Linked DNA regions of Homo sapiens: region 1 is linked to region 2. A link is a loop called in an ENCODE intact Hi-C map of the cell type or tissue named here. Cell type or tissue: stomach. All regions are shown on one strand. Links, peaks and the distances in the headings refer to the core of each region. The heading gives the core; the rest is flanking DNA.

Region 1 (7,352 bases), core at 1,903-5,902, 1.0 Mb before region 2:
GAGTGAGCAATGGCAAGACCTTGGCTCACTGCAATCTACAACTCCTAGGTTCAAGTGATTCTCCTGTCTCTGCCTCCCGAGTAGCTGGGATTACAGGCGTGCACCATCACACCTGGCTAGTTTTTTGTATTTTTAGTAGAGATGGGGTTTCACCATGTTGGCCAGGCTGGGCTCGAACTCCTGTCCTCAGGTGATCTGTCTGCCTCAGCCTCCCAAAGTGTTGGGATTACAGGCGTAAACCACAGTGCCCGTCCAAAATAGTTGTGATTATTGTTATTATTATGTTTTTTAGAGACAGGGTCTCACTCTGTCCCCCAGGCTGCAATGACACAAACTTGGCTCAATGCAGCCTTACCCTCCTGGGCTCAAGCAATCTTAATACCTCAGCCTCCCAAGTAGCTGGGCCTAAAGGCACATGCCACTATGCCCCCCTAATTTTTTGTAATTTTGTAGAGATGGTAGTCACTCTATGTTTCCCAAGCAGGTCTCAAACTCCTGGGTGCAAGCCATCCTCCCATCTTAGACTCCCAAAGTATTTGGATTACAGGTGTGAACCACCATGTTCAGCCTATCACTTATTTGAGTAATACATAATTTGTATTTTTTCTGCTTTTTTTTTTCTGAAACAGGGTCTCACTCTGTCACCCAGACTGTAGTTCAGTGGCGTCATCAAAGCTCACTGCAGCCTCTAGCTCCTGAGCTCAAGCAATTCTGCCACTTCAGCATCCTGATTAGCTAGGTCTACAGGCACATGCTACCATGCCCACTATCTCATTCTTTTTTAGCTTGTTTTTCCTAGACTGAATTTTCCGTATCTTTCACATTTTCTTATAATTACCTTCTTTTATATTATTTTGTCAATTGTCATGAATTTAGTTTGTTGGTTGGCTTTTGAAGACTCGGTCATATATTCTTTGCCTAGGCCAATATCCAGAAGAGTTTTTCCCAGGTTTTCTTTTAGGATTTTTATAGTTTTCAGGTATTATATTTAAGTCTTTAATCCATCTCAAATTAATTTTTGTAGATGATAAGAGGAATGGGCCCAGTTTCATTCTTCCTGTGGCTATCCAATTTTCCCAGCACCATTTATTGAACAGGATGTCATTTCCCCAGTGCAAATGTTTTTGATAACTTTGTTGAAGATCGGTTGGTGGTAGGTCTATGGCTTTATTTTTGTGGTCTGTCTTCCATTCCATTGATCTATGTGTTTATTTTTATATCAGTACTACACTCTTTTGCTTACTACAGCTTCAATTTAGTTTTCTGTAATTTCCAATAGGTTGTTTTAAGCATTCTTAACAAAATAATGTTTATCAAATCAAAACAATGTATTTTCATCTTTTTAGACAGTTTGTTCTTTATTACTACTTGCTCTAGCTTTATAGCTGAGATATGTTCTTTTGTATCTAGAGAACGAAATTAAAACTAAAGTTCTGCTTTGTTTATAGCAACAAAAGTGTTTTGTGACAGCAACTCTTTGATTAGCAATAAAAGTCCCTGGCTTTTGACCTCTTGTGTTTTTACATGGTTTTGACACTTTTCATTTTTGTACTCAGTTAAAGGAAAACCTTAAAAATAGTTCTCTGCTTACAGTAACTACTCACTCTGAAAAAGAAGCCTTTCTAATGTTGTTCTTTATATATGTGACAGCCACACATCAAAAGAGCTTCCAATACACTGTGGCTACTCATTCTAAAAAAGATTTCTACTGCCCAAATATTATTCTTCTTAGGGTTGCTTTTCAATCAATAACAGTTAGTCATGCCCAATATCATTTAATGAATATAGCTATACAATAGGAAATAATGTTCAGAAGGAGATGTTCTCTGCCCTCACGGAGCTAAGAACATGCCAATCACTGCCTTCATCTTTGGGGTTTATCAGGATTCCTCCATTGAGTACCTAGCTGTCTTTTTAACCATAGAACATTCTATTTTTGAAGCCAGAAAAATCATATGTCTTCCTTCTAGGTCAAGTGTTTGTTTCACTTTTAATTGCATTTAGCCAAATCTCTAGTGACAAGTCTGGTAAGAGAGTCAAGTTTTAAGCAGCAATGTGGCTTTACTCAATTTATTTATTTATTTATTTATTTATTTATTTATTTATTTATTTTTATGTTGGTCATAAATTTGGTGTCTAGTGGGATAAGAAAAAATTGAACACCATATTTATGTTGCTTGTGAGTCAAATTGTCACTATTGTCTTAGGGTTTCTAAAACTATTTAGACTTTCTTCTTTGGCAAAAGACCTCTCCGTTGCAGAATCTCTTTGTCTCATAAAAATTAATGTACCTATGTCAATTAGTTCAACCATTTTGGAAGACAGTGTGGCTATTCCTCAAAGACCTAGAGGCAGAGATACCATTGGACTCAAGAATCTCATTACTGGATACATACCCAAAGGAATATAAATCATTCTATTATAAAGGTACATGCATGCATATGTTTATTGCAGTACTATTTACAATAGCAAAGACATGGAATCAACCTACATGCCCATCAATGATAGACTGGATAAAGAAAATGTGGTACATATACACCATGGAATATTATGCAGCCATAAAAAAGAACAAGATCATGTCCTTTGCAGGGGCATAGATGGAGTTGGAAGCCATTCTCCAGCAACCTAATGCAGGAACAGAAAACCAAACACTACATGTTCTCACTTATGAGTGGGAGCTGAATGATGAGAATACATGGACACATGGTGGGGAAAAACAACACACACAGGACCTGTTGGGGTGGGGTTGGGGGAATAGCATCAGGAAAAATCGCTAATTGATGCTGGGCTTATTACCTAGTAGGTGGGGTGATCTGTGCCACAAATCATCAAAGCACACATTAACTTATGTAACAAAACTGCACATCCTGACCATTTATCCCTGAACTTAAAATAAAGGTTGAAGGGAAAGTTAAAGAAAGTACGAGATGTGTTTGAGCTAAAAAGCAAGGCTTTGTGTCAATGGAAATGCCATACATGTCATATCTCAACATGTAACACTATCAAAAATTAGGCAAAATGTTTCATTTTCCCGGTGTCAAACACCAAAAATTATTTTTGGCATTTTAATTACTGTTTTTATTCCATTAGGCCTTCTGTGAGTAGGGATATTTTGTGTAAAATTCTAATAATCCCTTATACTTTTTATGAGCAGATATATTGCTTCATTAAATCTGATTGTTTATAGCTAATAATAAAAACTTTACCAAACCTAAAAAAAATTAATGTACCTAATTTTTATATGAATTCTTATTTTATTTATTGAGAGGAAACTGTAGATATGTGGATAGTCAATAAATGTAGATTCATGATTTCTTGCAATTTACAACTTTAAATAGCAGTAATGGTCATACTTATTACCAAGCATCAAAAATTTGATAAACCTATCCAGCAGATGGCGGTGTTACCATAATGTGGTGTGTGTTTAATAGATTATTTTAGTCTTAAAAGTTTTAGAAGACAGGTGCTATTTGCATTTAAATGGAACCATTGTTCAAGTATTTAAAAAAATGATACCATCCATGAGGCAATTTGGTAGTGTGTGTGCAATATATCAAGAAATTATGTGTAGAAGTTATCAATTAACATAAGAAAATCATTAGAAATATATAAATTATATATAATTCATTTATAGTTATAAACTTTATAAATTATAATTTTACCTTATATTTATGTGTAATTTATATATGATAAACATGATTATTCAAAAACAGTATGAGTGTATTTGAAAAATATTTTAGTAATATTCTATTTATTATCTGAATTTTATATACATATATGTATGAGTAATTTATTTTAAAATTTCATGGGTTTTTTTGAATAGAAGTAATTTATAAATCTATATATTTGATTTTTCTAAAATACTTTGTCCCAATTCTGTAGTAGCAAAATTAAATTGTAGTTATTTAACTTATTGAATTCATGTAAAAGATTTTAATTTAAACAGTTACTATGAGCAAAACAAACAAGTTAACAGTTCCTCTTACCTATTCAGAACTGAGAAACTATAAGATCTTGAACAGTGTCCAGAAAAATGATAAGATACTGAGAAAGAAAGGCAATGTCAGCATCACAGGATAAGAGTATTAGCTAAGAAAGTACACATCTCACTAGAATTTAGAAGGACCACAGGTACTTCCATGTACAAATATTTATTTTGTTTTTATACTATGATTTTCCTCTGTCATTGGCCATTATTTTTAATTTGTGGGAGAAAATGTACAAGACCTTACATGTACAAGGAATTACATTTGATATTAATGTTTTTCCTAGCATAACATTCAGTAGACTTTTAATAGCTACTTAGTAAGTTAATATGGTCAATCAATTTTTTATGTTCTAATCAAAATTTATTCTATTTACTTTGCCTCTAGGAGAGAGGAAGAAAGTGACATTCTTGGGCATGGATCAATGGCACCACAAATCCCATATTTTGAATTTCAATATTTATGCCAATAACTCAAGTATTTATTTTTGATAGTGAAAGCGTGATTGTAGTTACTTTGATGAAAGTTTTCAGTGGTAAATAATTAATATGCATCATGTTATATTGCATTTGGTTATATGCAATAATTAATACATATTTTGTATATTCTTACTTTAAAATAAATATGTATTTATTTTTAAAGAATAAAGCTTACAGAATGACAACTAAAAATACTCCTTTCAAAACTTTTGTTGTATCCAGCAGAGTAACCACTGTCATCAATGTTGTATATAATTGTCCATATATTTTACATATATTAGCCAATACAGATATATTTTTATCAACTTGTATCCCACTATAAATATTTATCTATAATAGTTTGCAGGACATTTAATACATATTTTTATTAATTTTTATCCTATAAATTTAATATGTTTTCTTGGTTCAGAGCTAAATAATACAGAAACATGATAAAAGCAAGTTTTCTTTCTTATAGCACACCTCCTAAACTCAATATCAATTTCATTCCTGTTAACAATTAGGTATAAACTCATCATGTATTTCTTTTCTATTAGTGTTTCACTAGATCTGAATATTTTTTCTACTTTTTGGAGTTCTTTCTATGGTAAGAAAATACATTCTTAGTCAACTATTAATAACATTTTTCAGTTTTATTTCTTCTTTAGACTTGATTTATTTTGTTTTACTTAGATTTTAGCAACAGTAGTCGAAAAGGTTAGGTAGTGAAATATATCAACTTTTAGCTTTGGAGAGTCTGAGTATTATTATTTCAAATTAAGGCATTCATTCCCTATGATTAGAATTGAAAAATATTCACTTATATATTTTGTTGTCACTTTTGTGACACTGTTAATTTTTTAACATACAAATATTTTATCCATCTAATTGTTTTGTTGTATGAAGGAGTTAGAGTTTTTTTGCTTTTCCTAAATGGTTAGTTTTAACATTAGAGGAATGGCTTTCTGGTGATCTTTTCCAGAGAGTACCTTTCAAATAAGAACATTTCAACAAGTCTGATTTCATATAAAAATATATGTCATGCCTTTACTTGAAAATTTGATCTAGTGATGAAACAGTAAGCAATATTTGTTTTAAAAATAATGCTTTAATTTGTGTTCTAAAATTGAGGTTATGTTGCCTGTGAGTCAGATGTCACTGTTATTTGGGGGCTTCTAAAACAGTTTAGGGTTTTTTCTTTGTCAGAAGACCTCTACATTGTAGAATCTCTGTCTCATGAACAAAATTTAGACTAGAGCTAGGAGTGATAGCACCTCTTAAAAGTTGTTTATTTCTGCCATCCATTTGCTAGAATGATCACTTTCATAAAAATCCTTGACTTGTGATTCTATTCCCTTTAATTTGTGACGATGGCAACCAATTCAGAGATTCATTAAAGATTCTATCTCAGTTTTAGAAAACACTATTAAGAAAACCAATATGTTGTATTACCTTCTTATAGCTTCTCATTTTGTTCCAAATCTATCTTATGTTAAAGGAGGAATAGTTAAATTGTTTAAAATAAAATATTGTCTAAATGATTAGAAAGATTCCTTATTCTGGTCACCTCTCCATCAGGGTTGTTTTTTTTTCTGTGGTGTATCTATGAGCCTCTTGAAATCTAGTACTCAGAAATAAATGCAATATATCAGATATAAGCTGAACAATAGAATTTACAGTTTTCATATCAATAGCACTACACTTCTAAACATGCAGGTCAACGAATAATCACTTAATAATTTGTAGCTGTTTTTTTCAAATGATTAAAATGTAAGGTAACTCTTCAAGCTTATGGTCAACTAAAATCTCATGAATAAAATGTTAATTTGGTTATCACCTTTAAACACACTTTAAGCTTAAATATAAGTTATTCCATTATTTTTATTAAATAGAAAATTGTGGAATCGAGACAAGAATTTTAGTTTATTTTATTAATTTATAAAAGTATTAATTTAGAGATTAAAATGTGCCAATTTCCTGATTATTACAACAAAGGAAGCTAGATCAAACAAGGTTTCTGCACTTCTCCAAACATAGAATCTGTGACACATATTTAGCTCAAATTAACTAAATAAATGAACCATTTGGAGAAAAAAGCTAAGGAAGCACTGACCAGAGAGAAAGAAGGAGGCTGCTTGTGCAATAATTACACTTAGCTACCTAGAGACTTGTTCAATGATATAGGGACCTGTACTTGTCAGGAGGTGGATAAGATTGCTGGGTAAAGATTCTATATTATAGAATTTGTCTCTAATACTACAGCAATACATTCAATACTTTCCAAATTTAAGTATTAGTACAATGTTGAAAGATAAGCAAGTAAAAAACAGGCATGAAGCTTAAATGAACTTGACTTATTCTTCATAAACATATACAGACTGAGCATTCTCCATATCCTTCTCAATTAAACTTGAAACAGCACTAGAATATTAAAATGTGTTGTCACAGTAACAATACATATACAACTCTAAAATGTGCCACTATAGAATATGATAGAACAAACACACAAAAATGTCACATGTAATTTAACTACCCAAATCATTTTAATTTTCTAAGAATATCTTGAATACAATGGTTTTCAACATCTGGTCTTTGGATTAGCTCCATTGGTGTCACCTGGGAACTTATTAGAAATATAAATTGTTTTTGCTTTTTTTTATTTCAATAGATTTTGGGGGAACAGATGATATTTGATTACATGAGTAAGTCACCTTATCCATGAAACATTTAGTGGTGATTTTTGAGATTTTGGTGCACCCATCACCCAAGCAGTGTACACTGTACCCAATGTGCAGTCTTCTATCCCTCAGCTCCCTCCAACCCTTCCCTCCAAGTCCTCAAAGTCCATTGTGTCATTTTTATGCCTTTGCATCTTCATAGCTTAGTTCCCACTTATAAGTGAGAACAT
Region 2 (7,352 bases), core at 2,181-6,180:
GGTCATGCAGTCTCTATGACTCAAATATCTGAACAGCATCAAATAAAATTTATCACATTTTATGACTTTTCTAATGTAGCTTGAATGAAATCACATTTGACCAAGGTTAGAGATTTTTGTGCTAGAGCCACAGTCATTGTTTTGTATCAAAATCGAACCATGGGATGTAAAAGTAGGACTTCTGTCCTTGCTGTAGCTTTTTACATTTTATTATTCTTAAAAAAGATCTTAAACACCAAGGGTTAATGTTACATAACTATTGTGGGGATTTTATTCACCAAATAAGACAAATAATTCAGCAAATAGTTCTAATTTAATTATTCAAATTTGTATCTCTCTCATGCCTTAAATGATACTTGCAACCTACAAAGAAAAGAACATAGAATATATACTAACAGTACTCCTAAAACAAAATAATTTCTTTTTGCCTGTATTATGCTTACAATAAAGAATTTTGCTGAATTATTAGGCTATTTTTTCTTACTTTTAAAATGTGCAGTAGCCTTGGGCTCCAGGTCTTATCAGCCATTGGTCAAGAACCTGATTAGAATTTTGCATCAAAAATAGACAAGAGAACATGATACCACTCTTTATCTTCCAGAGATAAAACATGGAAGGATTATTCAGATGAAGTTGTAAAGTAACAATTTTTTCTGAGAGTACTTTTGAAAAGAAGGAGGGAAGAGGTCCTTAGGTAGGTTAGCACTAGCTCTGTGCCAGTGTCTGTGCCAGGCTCTGAGCATAGAGGAGGGATCCAGTACTTGCCAGTCATTCCCTTCACTACCATTATTTGATTTTAAAATTAATTTTACTATGTTAAGAGGAGGTCAGCTCTTACGGCACCTGTAGAATGATGCATGTCATAGCTAAAAGGTATACTTTTTGTTAACCACAGAAGTAGCAGTATAGGGTGACAGAAGAACTTTGAGCAGAAACTTGGTGTATTAGCTCTCACTGCCCTACCAAAATACCACAGCATGGGTGGCTTAAACAACAGAATTTTTTTTCTCACAGTTCTAGAGGCTAGCAGTTCAAGATGAAGGTGCCGGGAGGGTTGGTTTATTGTGAGCTCTTTCTTCCTGGTTTGCAGATGGCTGCCTTCTCTCTGTGTCCTCACATGGCTTTTCTTCCGTGCATTTTACTTCTGATGTTCATATAAGGACTTTAGTCCTTTGGGATTAGGACCCCACTCATGATTTTTTTTAACCTTAATTACCTCCTCAAAAGCCCTATCTTCAAATACAGTGACATTGGAGGTTAGTGTTTCAACATACGAATTTTTGGGGTGTGGGACAAAATTAATTTCACAACATTTAGCGACTTTGGTGCTGTCTCTTGGTTATAATACTATCTTGCTTGGAAGATCTTTCCCTCATTATGCCTCTTGTTTTTTCTTTACTTTTTTTTTTTTCCATGTGTAAAATGAAGTTGAAGTACATGATCTCTGTATATCTGCCAAAAGAAACCTGGCTTTTTCTCCAAGAAAACAAATTTAATGACCACTATTTCAAGTAATAAATAAGACAAAAATGACTCCTTGCAGAACTTGAGTACTAGAATGGTTTATAATTATTAACTGATATTTAGCGTTTATTTTATTCTATTAAATTGTCTCCTAAATTGTGTTAATCCACAGAGGAATACAAACTAAAAGGTTGTATTAAAAGACACTCTATGAGCCTGTAATTGACTTCTCTCAATCTCAAAAACCAACATCTTAAATAATGCATCATAAAGTAAAGCTAGCAATGCATTCAAAGATCCAGCGTATTTAAACATTTCAGACGCAATATTTGTTGACATGATGGTTCATCGTAAAACATTAATATGGTAAATGCCTAGGGAATTTATAAATGCATACACATCAAAATGTTAATTAATTAAAATGAATTAAATTTAGTAAAACTATTATTATCCATGCCTGGCAATTTACGCAAAGAAAGAATTAGGTCCTGTTCGCACTGCTGCTTGATGAGTAGAACACTGGATTAATTATCAAGAATCACAGACAGATTGTTGTTGTTTACATATACTACTTAGAAAGTCAGATTTCTGGACACAATAGATATGCACTTCAGCTATAATGTTAAGGTGGCAGGTCATTAAGCATGATTAGAAGTCAGGCTTCATCTGCAATCCAGGGTTCACATGAAAGCACAGTACATATTTTCTAGCAGGAAGTAAGGTAGGAATGGGGGCAGAAATAAGATTAAGATTCAGAGACGGGAAAGGAGATGCACAGAAAATGAATCAAAGAGCTGCCAAGCCCATTTCCATCACTCCTTTTGACTACAAATGCAGCAGCTGTCTTCTTGGGATGTTTGAAATGTGCTCCTTCAACCTCTGTCAAAGAACATTAGGTACCATAATTTTGCTAGTATATGCTCATGACTTTGCTGCCTGAACTTAAGTAGCACATTCCAGTCTATAATTTCAACTAAGAGCAAAATGAACAAGAGCCCCATAGACTCAATCCTTACCCTTTAGAAGCTGGTAATTGGAAAAAGTGGCCATAATGAAGAGCCCAAAAGAGGAAAATGTAATTAACCAGGAGCTGTGTATAGTGTTTAATTTGATTTTCTTAGCTTGTTAGCTCAGCTGGTTGGAGTGTGGTGTTAATAACGTTAAGATTGCAAGTTCAATTGCCATATGGGCCAGTTAGTTTCACTCAATTCTATGGCTACGGACCAAATGAGTTCTATTGGTCGCAAGAGGAAATAGACAAGAGAGGGTGGATTAGAGAAAATCTATTAATACCACTGTCAAACAAACTCAAAACACTACTGTCAAGGGCAGGGCTGCAGTGAAGACTGCATTTTAATTATTTAAAAGTGGGAAAATGTAAAATTCTGAGAGGTGAAAATTGAGACAAAAATTTAGACTTTCTGAACACTATAATTAGTGTCCTTTATCAAATCAGGAGAAGTTTGCCTGATAAATGTATTTCAGTTGCTTCTTAACTGAGTTCTCAGACATCTAAATTCTAATGTGACTGGGAATATGGATTTCAGCTGAAGTGGATTAGATATGTAAGATGAGAGAGATTCACAGCGGAGAGAGACAGTCTTTAGGGCTGACTGGGGAGGAAAGCAGAAATAAGGAAAATAAGGTTGGTAATAGAAACACAACGTTAAAGAACAGGAAATTGCTTTGTCATTTACTCAATCTGAAATAGGTCCAGTGTCTGGACAGACTCACCCAATCTTATGATTGGGCTCTAATCCCCTCTTAGAACTGTGATCTATTTTAAGTTAAGTAAAGGTGAAGTCCTAAACAAACCCTGGAATAAACCAATTACAAAAGATTACAACGTACATCTACATAACTACCTTAGCCCAGGGGAAAATGTGCAGGCAATTCCTCTTTATCCTAAGATCCTGAAACCACAAACACACATCTACAACTGAGTGCTATCATACTTAACACATATGTAACATGCAATAGTCACTTTGCTATATGAAACCAACATGTCTGGAACTGTTTTATAATACTCCCAGAGAAATATGGGAGAAAAAGTTTGACCTAAATTAATTTGCTAGCAAATCCTTATCATAATGACACGGCTGATAAAGAATCTGGAGTATGAGTATTGAATAAATCAGCCCCGGGGGGAGGAGCGGGTTCTTTAAGAACCAAGAGCAAGTATGCAGCACCGTTTGCAGGTCACCTGTTCCCCCTTTAACCCACAAATCTGGTTCTCCTCTCGTTCTATCTTACTTCAGCCGCAAGGAAAATCAGTCATATCTTTGGTCTTTCCATTCTTAAGCAAAACAAGACCTTTCTGGCACGTTTCGTGAGAATCCCAGATAAAAGTTATATCTGTAAAGTTCTACAGCTTGCCTGAAAGTTCTCAGGACTCTTAAATTTCCCGGTGGGAAGCAGGGAAAAAACCAAGTACAACTTCCCTCCTCAGTCTCTCCCGATAAATGCACCAGTAAGCAAAATTTGATAGAAAATTAAAGACATAATTCTCTATTTGACGTTATATGAATAAAAACAACTGGCATACTATTAGGTTTCTTTTGAATGGTGATTCATTCTAGAATTCAGCCCCAAACTTTTTTGTACTCTCCTCTTTAAACGTTTTCTTTCATAATAAATAGCAGAGACAAAAGTGTTTCTATTGGGAAGTGTGAGAGTAAAGAGATATACAATTAACTAGTGGTCTGCTCAGTTACAGGAAAAATGCCTGAACAGCATTCTGTTATCTTGCAATAATGGGGCCATTTATGTGCATCACATTTTCATTTTCAGTTCTGTGCTAATTTAAATCATTTTCATTTGAATTCCCAATCTTAACTTTTTCCCCTACACATGCCTGGCTAATAAAAATGCTTGATTTATTAATATTGCACTTATTACAATATTAATTGTACTTTATTAATAAAGAGTTACAGCACTTTATTAATAAACTAAATTTCAGCAACTAGATCTAGTAAGGCAATTACAAATACTACGGCCAGCTAGAATAATATTTTAAGTGTTTTAGAAATGTCAGATGAAAACTTGTTAAACCAGACAAGCACCAATGACAGTTAATAGCAGTGTTCTCATGCCCCCTGTTGGTTACTTACTTGAGAATCGCATTGAAGCTAAGTCATTTTGCAACCAGAGAAAAAATGTCCAATGTTTTCACTTGAATCTGGTTTGGATCATAAACTAAAAGGTATTTACACACACACACACACACACACACACACACGAATGTATCCCTCTGGTTTCATGTTTGAATTGAAGCTAAAAAAAAGTGAGATTTAAAGAGAGGGTGAATTTTGCATTGGGTGTGAAAAACTCCCACATCCACTTACACTCACAATTGGTGAGTGCCATCCATGTATTAAGTATTTTCTCATGAGATTTTAACATTTTGGTATAGCGCAAAGAGCATGAACTTTTAAACTACGTAGTCCTGAGTTTGAACCAAGTGAATTTATCTTCCTTATCAATCACATTAAACCATATAAACATGGAAAGTTATTTTTTTATCTTGAAAATGATTTGGGTTATAATTCTTATTACACATTGTTGGTTTGAAGATTAAAAGATAAATAGTTTGTCTGAAAGTGCCTACTAAGTATATGTTAAATGCTAAGTAATTGTTAGTTTTTTTTTTTTTACAACTCTCTGATGTAAACATTATCTATATCTCACTTTTTAGATAGAATAATTGAGGTTCAGGCATATAGAAAAAAGTGGCCAAGCTTTTGCAGCTAGTGAATGATAATGCTGGCATCAAAACCCAGAACATTTTGCCTCTAATGCAAGCATATTTTGTGATATTGTTTATACAACTTTATTATAACTCAGTGTTACAAAATCAGGTCTATATAAGCTACTCTACCTTGATTTACATCTTATAAAATTTAATAAGCAAAATGTGGAAAAAGAAGGAGTGGTCTTATTTAAAAAGTGTCCTGAACAATATTCTAACAAAGATTTGACTTTCGAAAAATAAAATCAGAGTATTCTCAAAATAATCACTGACTATTCTCAAAAATAATGCTAAAATATTAATTATTTGACAACAATTTACTCTCTTTGTGAACATAATATACCATCTCTTTGCATTTTGCTACTACTTCTCCTATTAGAAATACCAGCTTCTAGGAAGTTCTCAAGGGTTTTTATATCTACTCTATAAATGAATGAAAAGTTCTTACAGATTTTCATTACCACGTGGACGTCTATAAGCAGAATTAAATATTAATGTAAGTACAGATGTTTAATTATCAAGTAGAATTGATAATATTCTCAACACAAGACACCTAAAATAATTTTATTTTATACTCAGAAATTAAATGTCATCATTTATTAATTGGTCAGACTTTTTTTTTTTTTGACTCAGTCTCACTCTGTCGCCCAGGCTGGAGTGCAGTGTGGTCAGACTTTTAAAATAATATAATTAGAAATAAATTTGTGTTTTCCACCAGCGCTTTAGGTTGCAAATTATTCAAAATTACTGAATCATGTCCAAATATTCTAATTGTTATAATAATTCTGTTAGAAGAGGAGCCACATATGGGAGTAATTAAATACACACTTGTTTCTATTTTAGGGTAACGTGGAAAAGCCTAGGGACTTAAATATCTGCCCACTCATGTAATTTCCTGGGTAGATCATAAATCAACGTTAATAAGTCCAAAGTATCAATTTTTGATGGGTCTGGAATTTGCACATATATATTTCATAATGAATCAGTGTAGGTCATTTCTTTATCAGCAAAGACATGTGCCATTATAATTATACTAATCTTAGTGGAAAGTGCTAAGTTAAGGTCATACAAGTCAATTAAGCTTTGTTGAATGGGATAAACTAAAATAAATAATTATATACTGGTACAAGAATGATGTGTTGGATACAGAGTTACATCATTCTTGTAAGTCCATTTCTTGATCTATTCATTAACAAGTATTTACTGGTAAAAGACAACTTGGTGTAAATCTGATTAACTACTTGCTAACAGGCATACAGCAACTACCTCATAGCTTCAAATCTCTCTTATCTTTAAATTAGTGACAAAAAATGCCCAACTTCACAAGATTGCTGTAGAATTCAAAATACATTAGAATTCAAAATACAGTAAAAGTGGCATTTAATATCTCTGCAGTAAATATTATCTCAGTCTAAACACCTCTCTATAAAGGGTTTCTTGAACCATAAATTATTGGACAAGAATACATTTTACATCCTTTCTAAATCTAACCTTTGATAGTACTACAAATTCACCATGCCTAAATGTCAGAACTAGATACTGGGATATTGTTCCAGATTCTTCTTTGCAATGGATGTTTCTAAAATAAAATGTGTATCAACCTTATTCCATAATTTTAATCAAAGTATATCGTGTATGGAAACAGATAATGTTTCTTTAAAAACTTTTATATTAAGTTCAGGGCTAGAAGTGCAAGTTTGTTACATAGGTAAACTTGTGTCATGGGGGTTTGTTGTATAGATTATTTTGTCACCCAAGTATTAAGCCTAGTACCCATTGTTTTTCTTGATCCTCTCCTTCCTCCCAACCTTCACCCTCCAAAAGGCCCTAATGTGTGTTTTTCCCCTCTATGTGTCCATGTGTACTCATCATTTATCTCCCACTTATAAGTGAGAACATCTGGTGTTTGATTTTCTGTTTCTGTGTTAGTTTGCTAGGGATAAGGGCCTCCATCTCCATCCATGTCCCTGCAAAGGACGTGATTTCATTCTATTTTATCACTGCATAGTATTCCATGGTGTACATTACTACATTTTCCTTAGTCTATCATTGATAAGTATTTAGGTTGATTCCATGTCTTTGCTATTGTGAATACCGCTGCAATGAACGTACACATGCATGTGTCTTTATAATAGAATGA

The links. A loop is a pair of places that touch in the nucleus more often than their neighbours do. Peaks named below come from ENCODE experiments on the same cell type or tissue, not always from the same donor. Only the 100,000 strongest peaks of a DNase experiment are listed, where the experiment ranks them.
Region 1: a loop joins it to region 2, with 6 times the contacts of the local background. A loop is called at or near these places in 17 of 110 quality-filtered maps.

The regions. Positions count from the first base shown.
Region 1 is chr3:166,009,880-166,017,231 of GRCh38, forward strand. No RefSeq gene overlaps it. Among named protein-coding and RNA genes, the nearest start is that of BCHE, 180 kb to the left of the region's middle. In stomach, for the core only: a CTCF peak has its summit at 3,414 (motif pointing right); a DNase peak (open chromatin) is centred at 3,392.
Region 2 is chr3:167,027,914-167,035,265 of GRCh38, forward strand. No RefSeq gene overlaps it. Among named protein-coding and RNA genes, the nearest start is that of ZBBX, 350 kb to the right of the region's middle. In stomach, for the core only: no CTCF peak of the experiment used is centred there; a DNase peak (open chromatin) is centred at 4,558.